Regions from separate parts of the Mus musculus genome. Here region 1 is linked to region 2. Evidence: chromatin loops called from intact Hi-C (ENCODE). Cell type or tissue: heart. All regions are shown on one strand. Links, peaks and the distances in the headings refer to the core of each region. The heading gives the core; the rest is flanking DNA.

The links. A loop is a pair of places that touch in the nucleus more often than their neighbours do. Peaks named below come from ENCODE experiments on the same cell type or tissue, not always from the same donor. Only the 100,000 strongest peaks of a DNase experiment are listed, where the experiment ranks them.
Region 1: a loop joins it to region 2, with 1.9 times the contacts of the local background. A loop is called at or near these places in 3 of 42 quality-filtered maps.

What each region holds. Positions count from the first base shown.
Region 1 is chr12:82,369,787-82,379,858 of GRCm38, reverse strand. Sipa1l1 (signal-induced proliferation-associated 1 like 1) reads right to left here. Exons shown (of 21, transcript NM_172579.3): 5 at 7,317-7,491. Among named protein-coding and RNA genes, the nearest start is that of Gm30916, 17 kb to the left of the region's middle. In heart, for the core only: no CTCF peak of the experiment used is centred there; no DNase peak of the experiment used is centred there; H3K27ac peaks cover 488 bases.
Region 2 is chr12:82,317,183-82,327,254 of GRCm38, reverse strand. All of the region lies in intron 1 of Sipa1l1 (signal-induced proliferation-associated 1 like 1), which reads right to left. Among named protein-coding and RNA genes, the nearest start is that of Sipa1l1, 11 kb to the right of the region's middle. In heart, for the core only: a CTCF peak has its summit at 5,218; no DNase peak of the experiment used is centred there.

The DNA of each region.
Region 1 (10,072 bases), core at 1,511-9,510, 52 kb before region 2:
TAAAGACACGAGCTCCGGGGGGGGGGGGGTACTGGTTAGTTCATATTGTTGTTTCGCCTATACGGTTGAAGACCCCTTCAGCGGCTTGAGGCCATCTTCTGATACATATGCAGCTAAAGACACGAGCTCCGGGTGGGGGGGGGGGTACTGGTTAGTTCATATTGTTGTTCCGCCTATAGAGTTGAAGACCCCTTCAGCGGCTTGAGTACTTTCTCTAGCTCCTCCATTGGGGCCCCTGTGACCCATCCAATAGCTGACTGTGAGCATCCACTTCTGTGTTTGCCAGGCACTGACATCGCCTCACAAGAGACAGCCATATCAGGGTCCTTTCAGCAAAATCTTGCTGGTGTATGCAATGGTGTCAGCGTTTGGAGGCTGATTATGGGATGGATCCCTGGATATGGCAGTCTCTAGATGGTCCATCCTTTCGTCTCAGCTCCAAACTTTGTCTCTGTAACTCCTTCCATAGGTGTTTTGTTCCCAATTCTAAGAAGGGGCAAAGTGTCCACACTTTGGTCTTCGTTCTTCTTGAGTTTCATGTGTTTTGCAAATTGTATCTTGTATCTTGGGTATTCTAAGTTTCTGAGCTAATATCCACTTATCAGTGAGTACATATTGTGTGAGTTTCTTTGTGAATGTGTTACCTCACTCAGGATGATGCCCTCCAGGTCCATCCATTTGCCTAGGAATTTCATAAATACATTCTTTTTAATAGCTGAGTAGTACTCCATTGTATAAATGTACCACATTTTCTGTATCCATTCCTCTGTTGAGTGGCATCTGGGTTCTTTCCAGCTTCTGGCTATTATAAATAAGGCTGCTATGAACATAGTGGAGCATGTGTCCTTCTTACCGGTTAGAACATCTTCTGGATATATGCCCAGGAGAGGTATTGCGGGATCCTCCTGTAGTACTATGTCCAATTTTCTGAGGAACTGCCAGACTGATTTCCAGAGTGCTTGTACAAGCTTGCAATCCCACCAACAATGGAGGAGTGTTCCTCTTTCTCCATATTGCCAGCATCTGCTGTCACCTGAATTTTTGTTCTTAGCCATTTTGACTGGTGTGAGGTGGAATCTCAGGGTTGTTTTGATTTGCATTTGCCTGATGATTAAGGATGCTGAACATTTTTCAGGTGCTTCTCGGCCATTTGGTATTCCTCAGTTGAGAATTCTTTGTTTAGCTCTGAGCCCCATTTTTTAATGAGGTTATTTGATTTTCTGGAGTCCACCTTCTTGAGTTCTTTATATATATTGGATACTAGTCCCCTATCTGATTTAGGATTGGTAAAGATCCTTTCCCAATCTGTTGGTGGCCTTTTTGTCTTATTGACAGTGTCTTTTGCCTTGCAGAATCTTTGCAATTTTATAAGGTCCCATTTGTCGATTCTCGATCTTACAGCACAAGCCATTGCTGTTCTGTTCAGGAATTTTTCCCCTGTACCCATATCTTCAAGGCTTTTCCCCACTTTCTCCTCTATAAGTTTCACTGTCTCTGGTTTTATGTGGAGTTCCTTGATCCACTTAGATTTAACCTTAATATAAGGAGATAGGAATGGATCAATTCGCATTCTTCTACATGATAACCACCAGTTGTGCCAGCACCATTTGTTGAAAATGCTGTCTTTTTGCCACTGGATGGTTTTTGCTCCCTTGTCAAAGATCAAGTGACCATAGGTGTGTGGGTTCATTTCTGGGTCTTCAATTCTATTACACTGGTCTACTTGTCTGTCACTATACCAGTACCATGCAGTTTTTATCATAATTGCTCTGTAGTAAAGCTTTAGGCCAGGCATGGTGATTCCATCAGAGGTTCTTTTATCCTTGAGAAGAGTTTTTGCTATCCTAGGTTTTTTGTTATTCCAGATGAATTTGCAAATTGCCCTTCCTAATTCGTTGAAGAATTGAGTTGGAATTTTGATGGGGATTGCATTGAATCTGTAGATTGCTTTTGGCAAGATAGACATTTTCACTATATTGATCCTGCCAATCCATGAGCATGGGAGATCTTTCCATCTTCTGAGATTTTCTTTAATTTCTTTCTTCAGAGACTTGAAGTGCTTATCATACAGATCTTTCACTTCCTTAGTTAGAGTCACGCCAAGGTATTTTATATTATTTGTGACTATTGAGAAGGGTGTTGTTTCCCTAATTTCTTTCTCAGCCTGTTTATCCTTTGTGTAGAGAAAGGACATTGACTTGTTTGAGTTAATTTTATATTCAGCTACTTCACCGAAGCTGTTTATCAGGTTTAGGAGTTCTCTGGTGGAATTTTTAGGGTCACTTATATATACTATCATATCATCTGCAAAAAGTGATATTTTGACTTCTTCCTTTCCAATTTGTATCCCCTTGATCTCCTTTTGTTGTCGAATTGCGCTGGGTAGGACTTCAAGTACAATGTTGAATAGGTAAGGAGAAAGTGGGCAGCCTTGTCTAGTCCCTGATTTTAGTGGAATTGCTTCTAGCTTCTCACCATTTACTTTGATGTTGGCTACTGGTTTGATATAGATTGCTTTTTATCATGTTTAGGTATGGGCCTCGAAGGGTGTTGGATTTTGTCAAATGCTTTCTCCACATCTAACGAGATGATCATGTGGTTTTTGTCTTTGAGTTTGTTTATATAGTGGATTACGTTGATGGATTTCCGTATATTAAACCATCTCTGCATCCCTGGGATGAAACCTACTTGGTCAGGATGGATGGTTGTTTTGATGTAAGAGCATGTACTCTTAGCCACTGAACCATCTCTCCAGCCCCCAAGGTTCTATGTTCTTTCTAACTTGTGAGTGAGTCTAGGCTAAAGCACCGACTCCAGCTACCCATTGGCTGCAGCTGAAATCCTGGGGTGGCACACAACACTGCAGTGAATTAGGGAGGGCAGGGCGCTGAGGAATGCTTCACAAAGGACCTCAAAGTCCCGTGTGTGCTGACGTGACAACCAAGCTTCATTCAGGCAATAACTTCTCAAATAATCATCCGTAAATTTAGCTTAAAATAAGGGTGGTCTCCAGCTTTCAAATCAATGTCGTAGAGAGAAGTTTATTTTTCTCTTTAGTCTAGTGTGTTTGCCAACCAAATCTGGAAACAAACAGGAAGCCCAAAAATTCACTGCTGAACATTTCTTTAGAGATCTGTTCCAGCCAACAACATATTTATCTGACGCTTATTTGTTTGTCTTTACTGCTGAGATGAGAGAACGGACTTTGTGCAGATGGGTAGGAAAGAGAGGAAATGCCTCCACTGTTTCGCCAGGCTTAGCTTTCCTGACTCTCCTGTTTCACAGCAGAATAAAAACCTCAAAACAGTTACGATGATGTGTAGAAGTGTCTCAGCAGACAATTTGGGTGAGAAAAGGTCAAGTACACCAGAAAGGGAAGGGACAGAGACTAGAGGTCAAGTCATGGATTCATGCTCACACATTAGCCGGCCATACCACCAGAGCTGTCACAGGTCATAATGCTTATTAGCTATCTAACCATAGGCATGTGAATGTATATAAAGACAATTTAGCTAGCAATTTGTGGGATTCAACTAAGATAGCATGCATGCACAGACTGATTGACTGATAGATTGACTGAATGAATGAGTGAATGAATATAAAAGTGAATCTACAACTTCTGTTCCAGCCATAATTCTCACTATAAATTTGAAAATTTGGTAAGATATTTGAACCAACTGATTTCAAACATCCAACAAAGGACAGCATTAGACAATCTGTGGTCCATGCTGGGATGGTGTCAGTGAGGGGTGGCAACAAGGAAGTAAGGTGAGCCCTATAATGTCCCAGTTCACTACTCAGGTGGAATTTTGGGACAATGGTACAGGATAGGCTAAGCCCAGTCTGAAGAGAGAAGCCAGCATACAATGGAGTTCAGGAAGTCTGAAGCAACAAATACTTGCAGAATATCGGTACTGAGCTTAGTATCCAAGAGAGGCAAAGCTCAGAGCCAGCAAAGCTCAATATCTGAACAAGGTACCCTTAAGTACTGGACAAAAATAATCTACATATGCACAGGGTTCCTTTCTAAAAAACAAACAAATAAAATAATTAGAGCAGGAGCCACCAAACTGTTTGGAGGTGGAAGACATGTGAATCCATCCCACACAGGCACACTGGAGACATCTAATTCAACAGGATGCTGGTCAGGTCATGCCACTTCATGCCTTAGAAACACTACAAGGCTACTACTGTACGTAGCTGTAGGCAAGGCTAATCAAGCTTCAGGGAAACCAAGTGGTTCTTTCAGGGTGTTCACTGACATCTACACAGTGATGGCATTCAGGAAATGCAGCACTTCTTAAGTAAGCAGCCAGTGGGAGCAGTGAGGCGGAACTCAATCCAGGAAAAATCCAACACCAGGAAGAAATCCAGGAAGACACAAACAGAAATCCTAAAGGATTTAAAGGACAAGATGAACCCAATGAAGCTCAGAGAATGGAAGACTTAAAAAATTACCAAGTACAACTTCTGGTCGATAAAACCGTATTTTACTGGAAGTGTCACTGGATCAAATTAGTGTGAATTAGGATGTTCTACAGAATGGGCGGGAAAGAGAAAGGAAGCTGAAGATGTGCTGATAGAAATTATCAAAACGGAAGCATAACGGTGTGGAAAAGCTGAACAAATAAAACCAGAGCCTCATTAGCTTTTGGAACACTAGTGACAATATACAACCCATGTGCAACAGGGGACCAGAGGGTAAGCACACACACAAACCACACAAAGTGTTTGAATTTGGAAAAACCTGCATGTTCATAGATCTGCATAAGCTCTACTGAGGAACTGCCTTTGGGACAGGGTCTCACAAAACCAGTTTGGCCTCAAACTTACTATTTAGCCAAGGACAACATTGAGTTTCTGATCCTCCTCCCTCTACCTCCTGAGTTCAGTCTTGCCCACCTCCCTGGTTTCTCATCCTACAGTGTGATCTCCTCCACCTGTGCCCGGCACTGGGCGGCTTTGACAGGAGCACAGCACACGCCAGCACCATGGTTTCATGCCTCCAGAACTGAGCCAACCCGTTTTCTTCCCAAACTAGCTAGCCTTGGGTATTTTGTTACACCAAGAAAAAGCAGATGAAGGCATATTCTGTAAAAGCAGAGAAGTAACTCTATCAGAACCCTCTCAGTGAGAAGGGACACTTTTGTAGAATATATTACATAATTCTAGATTGTGCAGTCAGAGGCAGCTTGCCACGCTAGGTCCATCTTTCTCTAGCTGTCAAGTTGATAGGACTTGGGGCCAAATCTCAGTGATTTGACTGCTTTATTAGCCACCACATTGCATTTCTGGATGCCTTTATGACATCACCTACATCATCAACAGGTTAGCTTGATAGTTGGCACACAGTCTTCTGGGCTACCGCTGACCACTCAGTTATAGAAGCAAGGCCCGTATTTCAGTGGGTTCTCCCTGGTGATGATCTGCAGAGCCCTACAACTTGTGACAGGCACAGACTCTGTGAGGTGGACATCATAACATTGGGACACAAAGAGCTAAAGGGCACCTAACAATTTAAGATCTTACAGAGCTGCAAGCAGGGCCAGGCATTAACATACTATTTAAGCAGCTAGGCTATTTATGGCTTTTCATAGTTGCTCTTGCATGGTGTCTCTAAGCTGCCAACAGCAAAACTATGGCAACAGGAAATTCCTCCCTGCAGTGGAGTTTATGAATGCTTTTCTGTTTTCATGAGTCAATGCCTTATTTAATTTCCTGTACAGAAAACCAGAGAGATTACTATAGCCTGCAACACATATGTGCTAATCCAAAGACCCTCTCAAAGAAAAACAGGTCACAGCTGTCTAAAGATAGTTTTTTAGATAAAATTGAAATTCTCTCCCCACAAAGGAGCACCAGAATCGACATACTGCCTCCCAAACCAACACCTGAGAGCTTAACTGCCCTCCTGAAGGGGTCTAGAAACCTAGCAGGATTCTGCACTGTAGTTAAACAGATTGACTTATCACTGGGCCTTTAATCAACATACCGATGCAAACCAACAGGCCTGGTTTTGTAGATTCTGGTACCAAAGGAGCAGAAGGGATAGCACTTGGGGAGAGAGAGGACCAGCAAGGGCCGGGAGGAAGACAGGCAGTAGGGAAATACAAAGTACAATGACACACAACACGGAAAAGTTGTCACAACATCTAAATAAGTTTTAAGATAAACAGACTAGAGAGATGACTTATGGATAAAGTCCCAAGTTCGAATCCTCAAAACTCATATTAATATAGCGAGTGTGGTGGCGCAAGCTTGGAGAGTGAGTACTGAGCAGGTGGAGACAGGCTTAACCGTGGAGCTCACTGCCCACCAGCCTGGTTTCTGTGGTGAACTTCTGGTCTCTAAACACTGGAAGGATGACTCCTGAGGAACAACATCCATGGCTCACCTGTGGCATCTACATGCACACATACATGTGTACACACATGTATCACCACGTTAATAGAACTGTAGGCAACAGAAACAACAGATACAGATGGGTGTAGCAAGCTGACCCCATTGGTAGAGTCACTTGCCACAAAGCCATGTAACCTGAGTTTGAACCCACGTAAAGGTAGAAGGAAGAAGCTGGGTGTAGTGACATACACCTTTAATCCTAGCACTGAAGAGACAGAAAGGTCTTTATGAGTTCCAGGTCAGTCTGGTCTACATGGGGAGTTCCAGGTCAGCCAAAGACACATAATGAGATGGCGATTCCAAAACAAAAAAAAAAAAAAAAAAACAAAAAAACAAAAAAAAAACAAAAACAAAACAAAAAAAAACCAAACAAACCAAACCCAAAAAGGGAACAGACTCCACGAAGTTTGTCTTTGACCTCTACAGGAACTTGGGGGCAGAAGTAGTGGACACACATACAGTCACATGCACATATACATCACATACAAACACCCAAACACACATATAAACAAGGATATAAAAAAGAATGTAAAAATAAATTAGAAAGTTATGTAAAGGTTGGCTATGCAGAAGAACACAAGGATTATATAATAAACCAATAAAAGTAAACTGTATAGGTCTTACAATCAGACTAAGTTTCTGGCCTTTTCAGTCCTCCTAACGTTCATCCATGTGAATGAATCTCTGCAGTTCCACCTGGTACACTGAGCACCATTTGTGCCCAAGCCCTGACCCATGCACAGGTCTGATGACAGCGATGCCATTTGGGCCATGGTCTTTGATGTTTCTAGTGCTACAGCCTCCCAGTCTGATTTTCTGCAGCAAGAGGCAGTGCTGTTGGATGATGGTTTAGCAAATGCACATCAGCATGCAGGAGAAATCAAGCAGAGCAGGAAGGGGTAAGTATGTCTTACTTTTGGTGTCAAGCTGCGCACGATACTTCTCGAATCCTTTTAGCCGGACTCGTTCCCCCAGCAGCTGAAGGAACTCCTCAAAGGCTGGGCCTGCAGACTCGTTGTTGTACATCTCCTCCTCCGTGCTCTGGCCTGCTTTGCAGTACATGATGCCTACTTTCTGCTGATAGTTCAGCTGTGGAGGCAGGAGATACAGTGAGGTAAATAGAGATGGGCATGCTTTGCCTCCCAGTGCTAACAAGTCCTGCAGGACACACTCCCAGCTAGCTAGCTCCCTTCTCGGGGAATCCTTTTAATTCTTCTGCCTCAGATCCAAAAACTACAATGGAACAACCACCTCTAATCCCCTCAGCTAAAAGAAAGGACAGAGGAGTAAGCTGGAATTGCTGCACGCCACATCCTACAGCACTGAGCAGGTGGTGGGGTTTCAGGGAATTTCTTTTCCTGATTTACAAAGTAGGAGAGGCTTTAGAACAGCCCGAACAAAACTGCCAACCGTCCTCAATGATCTCCCCTTTACCAATCTAAGGCCTTTAAATAAAAACAGACATCTATTCATCAAAACATTAATACTTTAAAATAAATTGTTTTGAACTAAAAAGCCCATTAATAACCGTGTCATTGAAGAATTTGAGCAGATTTGCACCACCACCATTTGAACAGTGTGCTGACTGTGCTCCAGCATAGAGCTTGGGTAGAGACCAGTGTCACCAGCACACAGCTGGAGACACTTCTTAATGTCTTAATGGCAGGACAGCTTGGGGGCAGATATACCTTTTACACTGCCCTTAAAGTTAGCATTCCCAGATGTAAATGAGATACAACAGTGTTCACATTGCCCTTAAGTGAAGCATTCCCAGATGTCGCTGATACAGCAGTGATCAAGACACACACTCATCACCGAGAAGCTTGCCATCTGACAAACAACTTTGCAAAGGATACTGAGCTCCCAATAAGAAGTAAGTTTGCAACATAAAAATGTAGACCTGGAGAACTAGTATAAACAGTGCTGAGCTCTTAACCCTCTCCCTCAATGGTCCAGCAACCATGGAGCTGAGCATTTCGTCTAGGGAAAAAATGGGGGCTGAGGGGTGGGGGCTGATGCTGTCCCTTGGTGCTGTTTGCTTAGACATCACTGGAATCCAACCTTGTGAGGCATAAACGCTGGTTCCACATTCTGGAGCTCAAACAGCCTTCTACTTCTGCCTCTGGAGCAGCTGTGACTACAGGGGCAGCCACTATGCCTGGTAAGGTGAAGTTTTAGTAACCAGCATCTACTGAATACCTGCTACCTGCCAAATACCACATAATATGGACCATACAGTTATTGCAGGTCAGCTTATTATCGCAGCACAGACTATCCGCTTGACCTTACTCATCTGGCAGATAAATGAATGAATGGAAGAAAAGTAATTTGTGCAGTGGGTAGTCCTGCCTTAGCTGCTTGCTTTTTTTTTTTTTTTTTTAATTAAAAAAAAAAAAAAAACCAGAGTCTCTCTGTGTAGCCCTTACTGGCCTGGGCCATCCTCTATAGACCAGGCTAGTCTTGATCTTGCAAGAGATGAGCCTTCTACCTCCCAAGTGCTGGGATTAAAGGGGTGCACCAGTAAGCCTGCCTCATAATCTTCCTTTATTCTGTGTCTGTCATGTAACATGAATCCAAAGCCACTTATTTGCAATTCTCAAGTTGAAAATAAAAGAAATCAATTTAAGCAAACACACTTGGAAGCAAAATTGATAAAGGGTTGTCATCCTAACTTTTAATTTATTCTTCTTGGTATGAATATTCATATTTTCCCTGCATAAATATTCATGTCTTTGACAGTGGAATGCTATCCCATATCACACTGGGAATATTAACATGTTGTGCATGTATTTTATTATCCTTCTACAATTTGAAAATTACTGACTTCTGAAGACACATTCAGGTTCCTGCCATTTGAGACCTCTAAACCTTTATGCATGTTCTGCCTTTATCAACATTCTAAATGACATACAAGGTTCACAGAAAAGCATCTTCGGAAAGACATCCGTTGCTTGCTTGCTTTCTGTCCCTTTCCCCTCCTTAGGTAACAGAGAGCTCACCATGCCCAGACATGAAGTCAACTGCACAGGACTGGCTCTGCTCACTTGTCCCTACACACATGGGGACAAAGTAAGGCCCAACTTTCAACCTTGCAAAGAGCTAAACAAGCTAATATGTACTGGGAGGAAGACAGCGTGTAAGATAGGAGTATTCTTACTTCACTTTAATGGTAACAAGCATACACTGGTTTGCTTATTTTGTTTGTTTGTTTTTGTTTTGTTTATCACACTTGGGAGGGAAAAAAAGCAAGGAAAATATCAAAGTATAATCACTGACACTTCAGCCCTGCCTCAGCTGGCTGCTAACGCTAGCATAGCAGGAGAACCCTGAAAGGAGAGGTTTCATCCCAGCTTTAGAACCCAGCTAAGAGTCCTATTAGATCTCTGAGAGGAAGGAGGGAATGGTACGCCCTCTGCCCATTACAGAGGCAGTCCTGAACACAGCAGTTTGAATGGCAGCACTTCCTCACCCTACAGGCAGAACTCAGAGATAGTGATCTGGAGACAGGAGGGAGCTCTGAGTTCTGTGCTGTCTGGCTGCACCTCCCAGATCAGCCTGCACAGGCCACAGATACAAGTCGCCCTGCTCAGTGGGAAGCATTTTTTCCCTTTTGGTTTGTAGGTTATTTTAAAGAACCTCTTACAGGCCTAAGGTTTCACTGCAAAATTCA
Region 2 (10,072 bases), core at 996-8,995:
AGTGTAACCCACTGTATGCTCTTGGCTATGTTTGTCATACGGTGCATTCTGATATTGTATTGCCTTGACAGTGATTATGAACTCGCTGTTCCTAACGCACTGCTGCTGGCACACTGCAGACTTAGTGCTCTCTCAACTTCATCTTAGTCCTGCTGCTGATTTCTTCCTTGAGTTAATATTTTAATAATTTTCTTTAAGGTAATACATTCAAAAGGACATTTCTCCCCATTTTTAATGCAGTACAAGGTGGCTGGTAGTTAACAGGACAAACTTTAAGACACACTGTTAACTTTTAAAACTGCTGTGTTCTACTCCATAGACAGGGCTATGCAGGAGAGAACACAGCGCGTATGTAAGAAGATGAGAAGACTGGAGGGATGGTAGGGAGTGGAAGGTTGATTCTGAGAAGGAAAATGTTTCCTTTTTTTATAAATATTTTGTTATAAAGAAGTTTTCCAGAGAAGCATAAGTGCACTGAGCCTAGAGCGCAGGAAAATACACACGCTCTGTGCTTTTTATTAAAGGAAGCGAGAGCTCAGTGAGGAACCACGAACACACGCCCATTGTAATAGAGGGGAAAGCCTCCCTTCTGCGGGCACTGCTTTTCAATGAGAATGATTTGCCAGTGACGTGGCTCTACTCTAGGAAGCCGTCAAGTTCACTAACTCATCATCAAAGAGTCAGCTGCAGACTGCACTACTTAAGTGGAGGGTAGATTACACTTGGAGCAGAGCTTTTCAGAACCTCAGTGGAGTTTGGCTTGATTAGCAAATTAGCTAAAGACATTTCAGTCAAACACTAACTCCCTTCCCAAAACCAGATTTAGGAAGCTTACATATAAAAATAGTTAAAAAAAAAAATACTCCCATTTGAGGAGATCTCCAAGGTCAAGAGAAATGGGAAGTCAAACAAGAATAACTCACCAGTTAATCATGTAAGTCAAGAGGATTCAGAAAGTGAGGAAAAGGATAGAAAAATGGAAACTAACAGGTCAAACTGAACCCTGTAAACAGAATGCAAAATAAAATAACATTTGGACAAAAGAACTGACGCTCCTCACAGTTCAAAAGAACTGAACTCACTCAAGTAATAGAGTAAGCTAAGCCCAAATGCTCTTCCTGGGGAGACGAAGAGAAACACAGTACAGAGAGTGAAAGACAAAAATCATTACTCCAAGGTCAGAGTAGAGAAGGTGTCCATTATTCCTACAAAGTAACTTCTGCCTGCTTAAGAATCAAGTCATTCTTCATTCTTAAGTGAGTAGAGAAAGAATGAAAAGAGGAAAAAACTGCCAAAAGTAAGAGCTGACAACAAGTTCAGGAGAGAACAAAACGTCCATAATAACCCATTACTAACACGTACTAACATTAGAGCAAAGGAGAACAGGTCTGTTACAGAGAGCAAAGCTATGTGATCATTCTTTAGGAATTTGAGCCCAGAACCTTCTGCATGACAGTAAGTAGTCTACTTCTGAGCCACATCTCTAGCCCTGTAATGGTCTGAATACGAATGGGCCCCACAGGCTCCTATGTTTAAAGGCTTGTTCGCCAGGGAGTGGAGCTCTTTGAAAGGTTTACAAGAATTGGGAGGTGTGGTCTTTTTAGAGAAAGTATGTCATTGGGGGTGGGCTTTGGGAGCCCAAGCCACACCCAGTTTCTCCTTGCCTGCTGTCTGTGGATCAGGATGTAGCTCTCAGCTATTACTCCAGGACTATGTGTGCTGCCACACTCCCCACCATGATGAATAGACTAGGCCACCGAAAATGTAAAGAAGGCCCCAATTAAATGTTTTCTTTTGTAAAAGCTGCTGTAGTAATGGTGTTTCTTCACAGCAATTAAAAAATAACTAAGACAAATCTCAAACTTCTATTTAAAAATAAAGATCATAAGCTGGGAGTGAGGTGGCATTATGGCAAGGTTCATGAGTATTATTTATAAGGCCTGGGTCTGATCTGTACCACATCGTGGGTAGGAGGACTAGAGGAACCGACGCTAGTATTTACTGTGTGCTAACTGTGTGCTAGTGAGTATGAGGAAGAGTTTGCCCTGAGGGATGCCTCAGTGGGTAAAGTGGATACTGAGCAAACACGAGGACCTGAGTTTGGATGCTGGCACCAAAGTATGGCCAGGTATGGTGACACTCAGCTATAACCCTAACACCAAGGAAGCAGACCCCTGAGTTCACTGGATGTCCAATAAGGCCAATCATTGAGCTCTGAGCTCACTGAGAGACCCTGTCTCAAAAATTAAGGAGGAGAAGAATTGAGGAAACCACCCAGCACTGACCTCTGGAACTAGAGTCTGGAGGAGGCGTCTTCATCGTTAGAATGCTTGCCTAACATGCACAAAATCAGAGCTTGGCTCTAACACTGTATGAGCTACACTGGGGAGAAGAGTAGGCCCGGGACAAGGAGCTAACTAGAAACACTTAGTAACCAACTGAGTAAGGTTGCCAAGACAAGCGCCTGAGACTGACAAAAGCCATGAATGGCTTCATCATGAGTGACAGCAGAATCAGGGCACAGGGCACTGCAGCGAACAGAGCAATAGAGTACAAAGTGGCCACAATGTCTGAAATCCCAGTCACAGGAAAATACACATGGTCAAAGAGTCATGGCTAAGACAGTAAGGTGGAAGACACCAGTAGTCAGAAACCTCAGTAGGCCAGACAAGAATACAATACAAACACAGACTCATCTATGTAGTGAAGCCATGGCTAGACTGAAGTCAAGATTTAAAAAAATCCTGCTAACAGAAGCTTAGTTTATAATAAACAAAATGCAAAATGCAGCACAGTGCTTTCAAGATATATAAGTCAAAAAGACTAAAAATTAAGTATTTGATAAAATCATATTAAAACAAAAAGACAGGAGGCAGTACTACCGGGAGGGTCTCAAGTTCTGTCTTTAAACATGGCATTTGGGGTCAAGTAACACATGAAATCAAGGTATACACTAGACATAAAAGGAGAAGGTACCTAACACTAGTTACATACACTACCATAATTTAGTAAATACTGCCATGTTTCTATTTTCCCCAAAGGGCTTCAAAACTGAAGGAGGATGTCAAACGACCCCCCGCCCCCCCGGTTGTATGACATTACAGGTTAGAAAGAGAGCAACAATAAGGAAAAAAATCCTCTGAGCATGAAAGGTCAGTAGCTCCATACACAGCTGCAAAGGGGGTAAGAACAACAGGCACGAAGCAACTCCTCCAATGATGTGGCCCTGCAGAACAGCATAAGCCTGAAAGCTGTCAGCACGGTAAGCTCACGGCTGACTCCCCGGAGAGCTGGATCACGGCCAGCTCACCTGTGCGCTCTGCTGATATGTGTGGAAAGGAATCATCCCCATCTCACGGAGTTTCATTATCAGTGAGAACAAATAAGACTTCTACATGCTGACAGAAAATTTCTTTTAAAAAAAGAAATAAATTTAAGCCAGGCAGGGGCAGCCCATGCCTTTAATCCCAACACTTGGGAGGCAGAGGCAGTCGGATCTCTGCGAGTTTGGGGCCAGCCTGCCCTAAAACGTGAATTCCAGGACCAAGACACCCAAGACTACACAGAGAAACCCTGTCTTGAAAAAAAACAAACAAACACCAAAACAAAAAACCAAACCAAATAAAAAAAAAATCACCAAATATGTTTCAGTTTTCAAATTAAGCATGACCAAATTCACATTTTCCCCATGATACAACTAGCAGTAAGGAAGACTTCTAAAGCAGAGTATCTGTTACCCTAAGATCTGAGTCACCTGGAAAATGACAGCCTGGCTAGAGAAAGGCGTCCGAAAGAATATTCTCAAAAAACAAGCTTCACAATTGATTCTAGAAAATCAAGAATCAAGGGAATTCAAAGGCCCAGGACTTCTAAATGTATTTGGTACCCAGTGTCCTTAGGCCCTGAGGTAAGGCACATTGCTCTCTGCCTGAGCCTCTCCCTCTGAGCTCTTCACCACAGATTACTCATTTGTTCTGGCAAATGTGCGAAACACTAACCTAGCCCCAGAGAACAAATAAGTCTTTAAATCACTCGTGCTCCCAGTGACAGGTCTAGAGTCTCCTGGTCTGATGAACGAAAACTAAGCAGAAGTCTGCAACAGCCCACTTCTTGGCACACTTGAGCTCTCTCACGGAAAGACCAGGCATGGCCAGGGCTTGCTTTCTCCTTCTTTCTCTTGGAGCTCAGGATGGATAGAAGAACAACAGGCCAGCATGACCAGACACCAGTGGAATTAAACACAAAGCTACAGGATCCCCAAAGCATTACCAGATGCACGAGTCAGCCTGAGAGTGGTGCCTTCCGGGAAGGCTTCTTATGTGGCAAACTTAAGTATTTGCTGGAGCTGCTGGCCTGGCTTGCCACTGCGTTCCTGATAGGGCAGATGTACCCAAACACATAACTGTGGTTTTCACTTACAAACAGTTGCTTGTAACTGAATAGTACTGTGATGAAAGAGTATGCTTAAATACTTTATAAGTCAAACAAAACAGATGAGTATATATAAATGATAAAAATCAATGGAAAGGGTACACCTCAAATTCTAATTCCTACAGTAGTGAGTCCACTGAAATGCGCAAGACTGTTCATCAGCAGCATGAGCTTCTATACTAACAAAAAGGTCCCTGCCTGTATTTCAATAATTACCCACGGAAAAGTACACCACGGGTGAGAAGAGAAGCCAACCCTCCGCAATCACACAAGTCCACTCTCGTGGGAACACTCCTACTCCATGTGGAAGAAGGTGCCTTAGTTTTTTAGTCATTAGAAAACATGTTTTTGGAAAATTCAAAATTAACATTTGGTTAGGAGGCAAAATCAGAAAAGTTCTTATCCTGTTTCCAATGATGAATCCAGCTCAGAATACTCCAGCGATGGATTAAGAACTGGATACTAGTTTTTAAAAGTTCTCTGTTTTATGTTTACTTATCAGATAATAAAAGTATCTCAAACTGACATCTCTCAAAGCTTATTACTACCATATATGATAAAATCATGAATTCTTGATTTTTTTTGTTACAATCTTAAAATGAATCCCCCCCCCAGCCCCAAGAGAATTCAGAGCCACTGTGGAGTGGGGGGTGAGGGGCGAGTTCTTTAAGTTGTGCGCACTACAGCAAATGCCTAGACACTGTTCATGGCAGGCTAAGCCCTCCTCTGTAAAAAGTTATAGTTAAAATTAAGCAGAAAATGGAAACACTGACATCTGCTGCTAGTTTGCATGCATTTAAAATGCTTCAAAATTAAATAGTGAAGATTAGAATACTGAGACTTAAAACCTAAATCTTCACAAGCCAATCACCCACAGGGGTGTCCACCTGTGTGGCCCAGCCACCTCACAGTGGGTCAGCACAGCCAGTGCTTCCCTGGGGTGGCACTGGTGCTGGTGCTGAGCCTGGCACACTGGCAGTGGCCCACAGCCTTGCAGATGCTCTGTGCACGCACTTCACCAGGGAGCCTCAGGCCCCACAGAGGCCCTTCTCAAAACTTCTGACATCTTGGAGCCCTCCAGGTGCTTGGTTTCATAATGTCTCCCAGCAACATGGCTGGGCTAAGGGTGCTGCTCAAGGGGAGAATCCTGGCCTCGCCTCTCTGTCCCCAGCACCGAAAAGAGGGAGGAAAGGAACTGGTAAGGACTCAGCTTATTCAAAGAATCCAACACTGCTACATGAAGACTCAGCTCACGTGCGTTATTCTGTCCTCTGCTCTCTGAGTAACGCACAGGCTGTAGGGGACGCACCATCCCTTCCCCAAGCATCTCTCCTCCATCTTCCCTCATCTCAGTGTCCACTCATCTATCTGTCCAAAGTGCACTGTTCCCAGGGGAGCATGCTCTAGAAAGCGTGCCCCACCGCCCACCACGAGTCCCACATTAAAAGCAATATCCCATTCGGTTGACCAAGGGAACAGATGAGAGGAAAAAAGCACACAAAGACAAACTGCCCCGGTTCAGTCGTTACTGTTTTAACCTAAGATGTCTTTCACAGTATTTAGCTCCATGGTGATGGGAGCAGGCGGAAAAATATAGAAACACGGAAAGAACAAATCCCTTCAGAATATTTTAAGGTTTCTAACGCAAAGCTTAATATGGAATTACAGAAACATGTAAGGTGAGAATACTCATAACTTAGTAATGGTGTAAGTCAAACAATTTTTATAATAGCTTTAAAATTTTATATTCCACTAATAAAACAAAACAGAAAACAAAAAAGATTTTGACTTCATTTTTGAACTAAAGAAAATGTTTCAATATTTAGAAGAGTGGGTTTTACCTGAGGTTGTCTTCACTCTTGTCAGGACCCAGGGACATCCATGGTCACAAAACTGAGAGTGGGAGCATGCTACTGTCATCTACAGGATGCTGCAAAGCACCGGGTAACTCCATAGCAAGGCAAGTTGCTCCCTAGCACCTTGGTTAAGCCACATGCAATAACCACGGTGCTGAGGAGAAAAGGCTGCAGCTCCTAGGGACCCACTGGCTACTGTTACCCAATCCAGCAAGTTCCAGAGCCAGTGGGAAACCCTGTCTCAAAAAATAACGCGGCGGGGGCTGAGGCAGACAGCTGCTGTCAAGGCCTGGATCCTATAAGGAAAAAAATTCTTCACTAACCCCACATCTGATAGAGGGCCAATATCCAAAATATATAAAGAACTCAAGAAGCAAAACTCAAAAAAAAAAAAAAAAAAAAAAGCTAACCTCCAAAAACCCAAACAACCCAATCAAAAAATAGAGTATAGAACTAGAGAGAGAATTCACAAAAGAGGAATCTGGAATGGCTGAGAAGCACTTAAACAAACGTTCAAAGTCCTTAGTGATTAAAGAAATGCAAATCAAAACGACCTTGAGATTCCACCTTACACCAATCAGAATGGCAAGAATAAAAAACTCAAGGGACAGCTCTTGTTAGTGAGAATGTGAAGAAAGAGGAACACTCCTCCTTTGCTGGTGGGATTGCAAACTGGTAGAACCAGATTGCTCTGCCAATCAGTCTGGAGGCGCCACAGAAAATTGGAAAGAGATCTACCTGAAGACCCAGCTATACCACTCTTGGGCATATACCCAACAGATGCCCCACCAACCATGCCACAAGAGCAAGTGTTCCACTATGTTCACAGTAGCCTTAGCTGTGATAGCCAGAAGCTGGAAGCAACCTGGGAGGAGGAGTTAGCTAAGAGAACAAGCTAGTCAGCCACTTGGCCACTCTGGGCTGCCATGTAACTGGGTACATTGGTTTTCACAGAAAAGAACAATCACTCATGCCTCAACAGACGGTCCGCTTAAACTAGGAGATTAGTACAATGTGTTTGGTGACCTTTGTTGAGTCACCACACAGAAACCTTGCAACTGGTTAATTTGTGACTAAAACTATCAAGTGTCAGTGGCTGACCTATCTCAACCCAGTGAATCTGGACAGAGATGATGACAATAAATAAAACAGCAAAACGATCCAGAGGTGCAGAAGCGTGGGGTGCTGTGTAGAGAGCTCTTCACTAGGAAGGATAAGAGAAGGAAGGAGGGGAGAGAAGGAACAGAGAAGGGGCAGCCGAGGAAAGAAAAGTGAGCACGTGAGAAATGAGAACCTCCCATGGAAAAGACTGGGTACTGGGAAAGGGGAGGTTTCAAAGAGAAGCAATGGTGGGGAAGTGGCCACCAGTAACCTGACCCACAGATCCACTGATGCCAGGCCTTCTGCTGTGACAGTGAGGGTCAGAGGAAACACTCCAGATCTTCTGCCAGTACACAAGAACACTCAAAAGCCAAGTCGCCAGACTTAACAAAACCACAGTGTATATTCCTTCATGGCTTTATAATACAGCTCTCTTAAGTTCTCTATTATAGCACAATGCCAGGGAGCACAGGAGAGGGAGCACTTCTCAGACTTAACAAAACCACAGTGTATATTCCTTCATGGCTTTATAATACAGCTCTCTTGAGATCTCTATTATAGCACAATGCCAGGGAGCACAGGAGAGGGAGCACTTCTCAGACTTAACAAAACCACAGTGTATATTCCTTCATGGCTTTATAATACAGCTCTCTTGAGTTCTCTATTATAGCACAATGCCAGGGAGCACAGGAGAGGGAGCACTTCTCAGACTTAACAAAACCACAGTGTATATTCCTTCATGGCTTTATAATACAGCTCTCTTGAGTTCTCTATTATAGCACAATGCCAGGGAGCACAGGAGAGGGAGCACTTCTCAGACTTAACAAAACCACAGTGTATATTCCTTCATGGGCTTTATAATACAGCTCTCTTAAGTTCTCTATTATAGCACAATGCCAGGGAGCACAGGAGAGGGAGCACTTCTCAGACTTAACAAAACCACAGTGTATATTCCTTCATGGGCTTTATAATACAGCTCTCTTAAGTTCTCTATTATAGCAAATGCCAGGGAGCACAGGAGAGGGAGCACTTCTCAGACTTAACAAAACCACAGTGTATATTCCTTCATGGCTTTATAATACAGCTCTCTTAAGTTCTCTATTATAGCACAATGCCAGGGAGCACAGGAGAGGGAGCACTTCTCAGACTTAACAAAACCACAGTGTATATTCCTTCATGGCTTTATAATACAGCTCTCTTGAGTTCTCTATTATAGCACAATGCCAGGGAGCACAGGAGAGGGAGCACTTCTCAGACTTAACAAAACCACAGTGTATATTCCTTCATGGGCTTTATAATACAGCTCTCTTGAGTTCTCTATTATAGCACAATGCCAGGGAGCACAGGAGAGGGAGCACTTCTCAGACTTAACAAAACCACAGTGTATATTCCTTCATGGGCTTTATAATACAGCTCTCTTAAGTTCTCTATTATAGCACAATGCCAGGGAGCACAGGAGAGGGAGCACTTCTCAGACTTAACAAAACCACAGTGTATATTCCTTCATGGCTTTATAATACAGCTCTCTTAAGTTCTCTATTATAGCACAATGCCAGGGAGCACAGGAGAGGGAGCACTTCTCAGACTTAACAAAACCACAGTGTATATTCCTTCATGGCTTTATAATACAGCTCTCTTAAGTTCTCTATTATAGCACAATGCCAGGGAGCACAGGAGAGGGAGCACTTCTCAGACTTAACAAAACCACAGTGTATATTCCTTCATGGCTTTATAATACAGCTCTCTTAAGTTCTCTATTATAGCACAATGCCAGGGAGCACAGGAGAGGGAGCACTTCTCAGACTTAACAAAACCACAGTGTATATTCCTTCATGGCTTTATAATACAGCTCTCTTAAGTTCTCTATTATAGCACAATGCCAGGGAGCACAGGAGAGGGAGCACTTCTCAGACTTAACAAAACCACAGTGTATATTCCTTCATGGTCTTTATAATACAGCTCTCTTGAGTTCTCTATTATAGCACAATGCCAGGGAGCACAGGAGAGGGAGCACTTCTCAGAATGAACTTCAAAATACCAGAGGGTGCAGACACCCGCTCAGCCCTCGATCACTGCCACACACAGGTCTCAAAATCTATCTTTTCTTTCCTGTCTTTATTACAGGAGCAGAGCAACTTCTCCAAAGTTACATGCCTCTCTAGACAGACAGACCAACTGACGGGGGGGGGGGGGGGGGGAGAAATGGACCCTAATCAAGATCACTGAGCAGAGTGCACCCAGCTTCTCTTCGAGGAGCCTCTCTCCCCTCCATCACAGGCTGGAGAGCCATAATCAGCAGAACCAGAGAGGGATGCTCTGAAGACTGCTTCACACCCCAAGGCTCTCGACAGCTTTCAATCTGAGGACATCCCTTGGTAACGCTGGTGTCCCCAGGCCCTCCAGTGGTGTGCTCCAAGTTCTAGGAGAACATGTATCAGATGGCATCAATGATGACCATGCCCGGATGGCAAAGCAGAGATGGTTTTTATTCCTCTGTTCCTTTGCATTTCCTACATTTCACAAGTATCTGTCATTCTATGAAAAGGTTATTCTAAACTCTGCTACCAGACTCTTAACTAAGATTCTGATACTTTGAACAAATATACTAGAAAATATGCTATTTTAAATAATCATCAAAATTCAAGAAACTGTGTGATAGCTCACACCTGTAACCCTAGTATTTG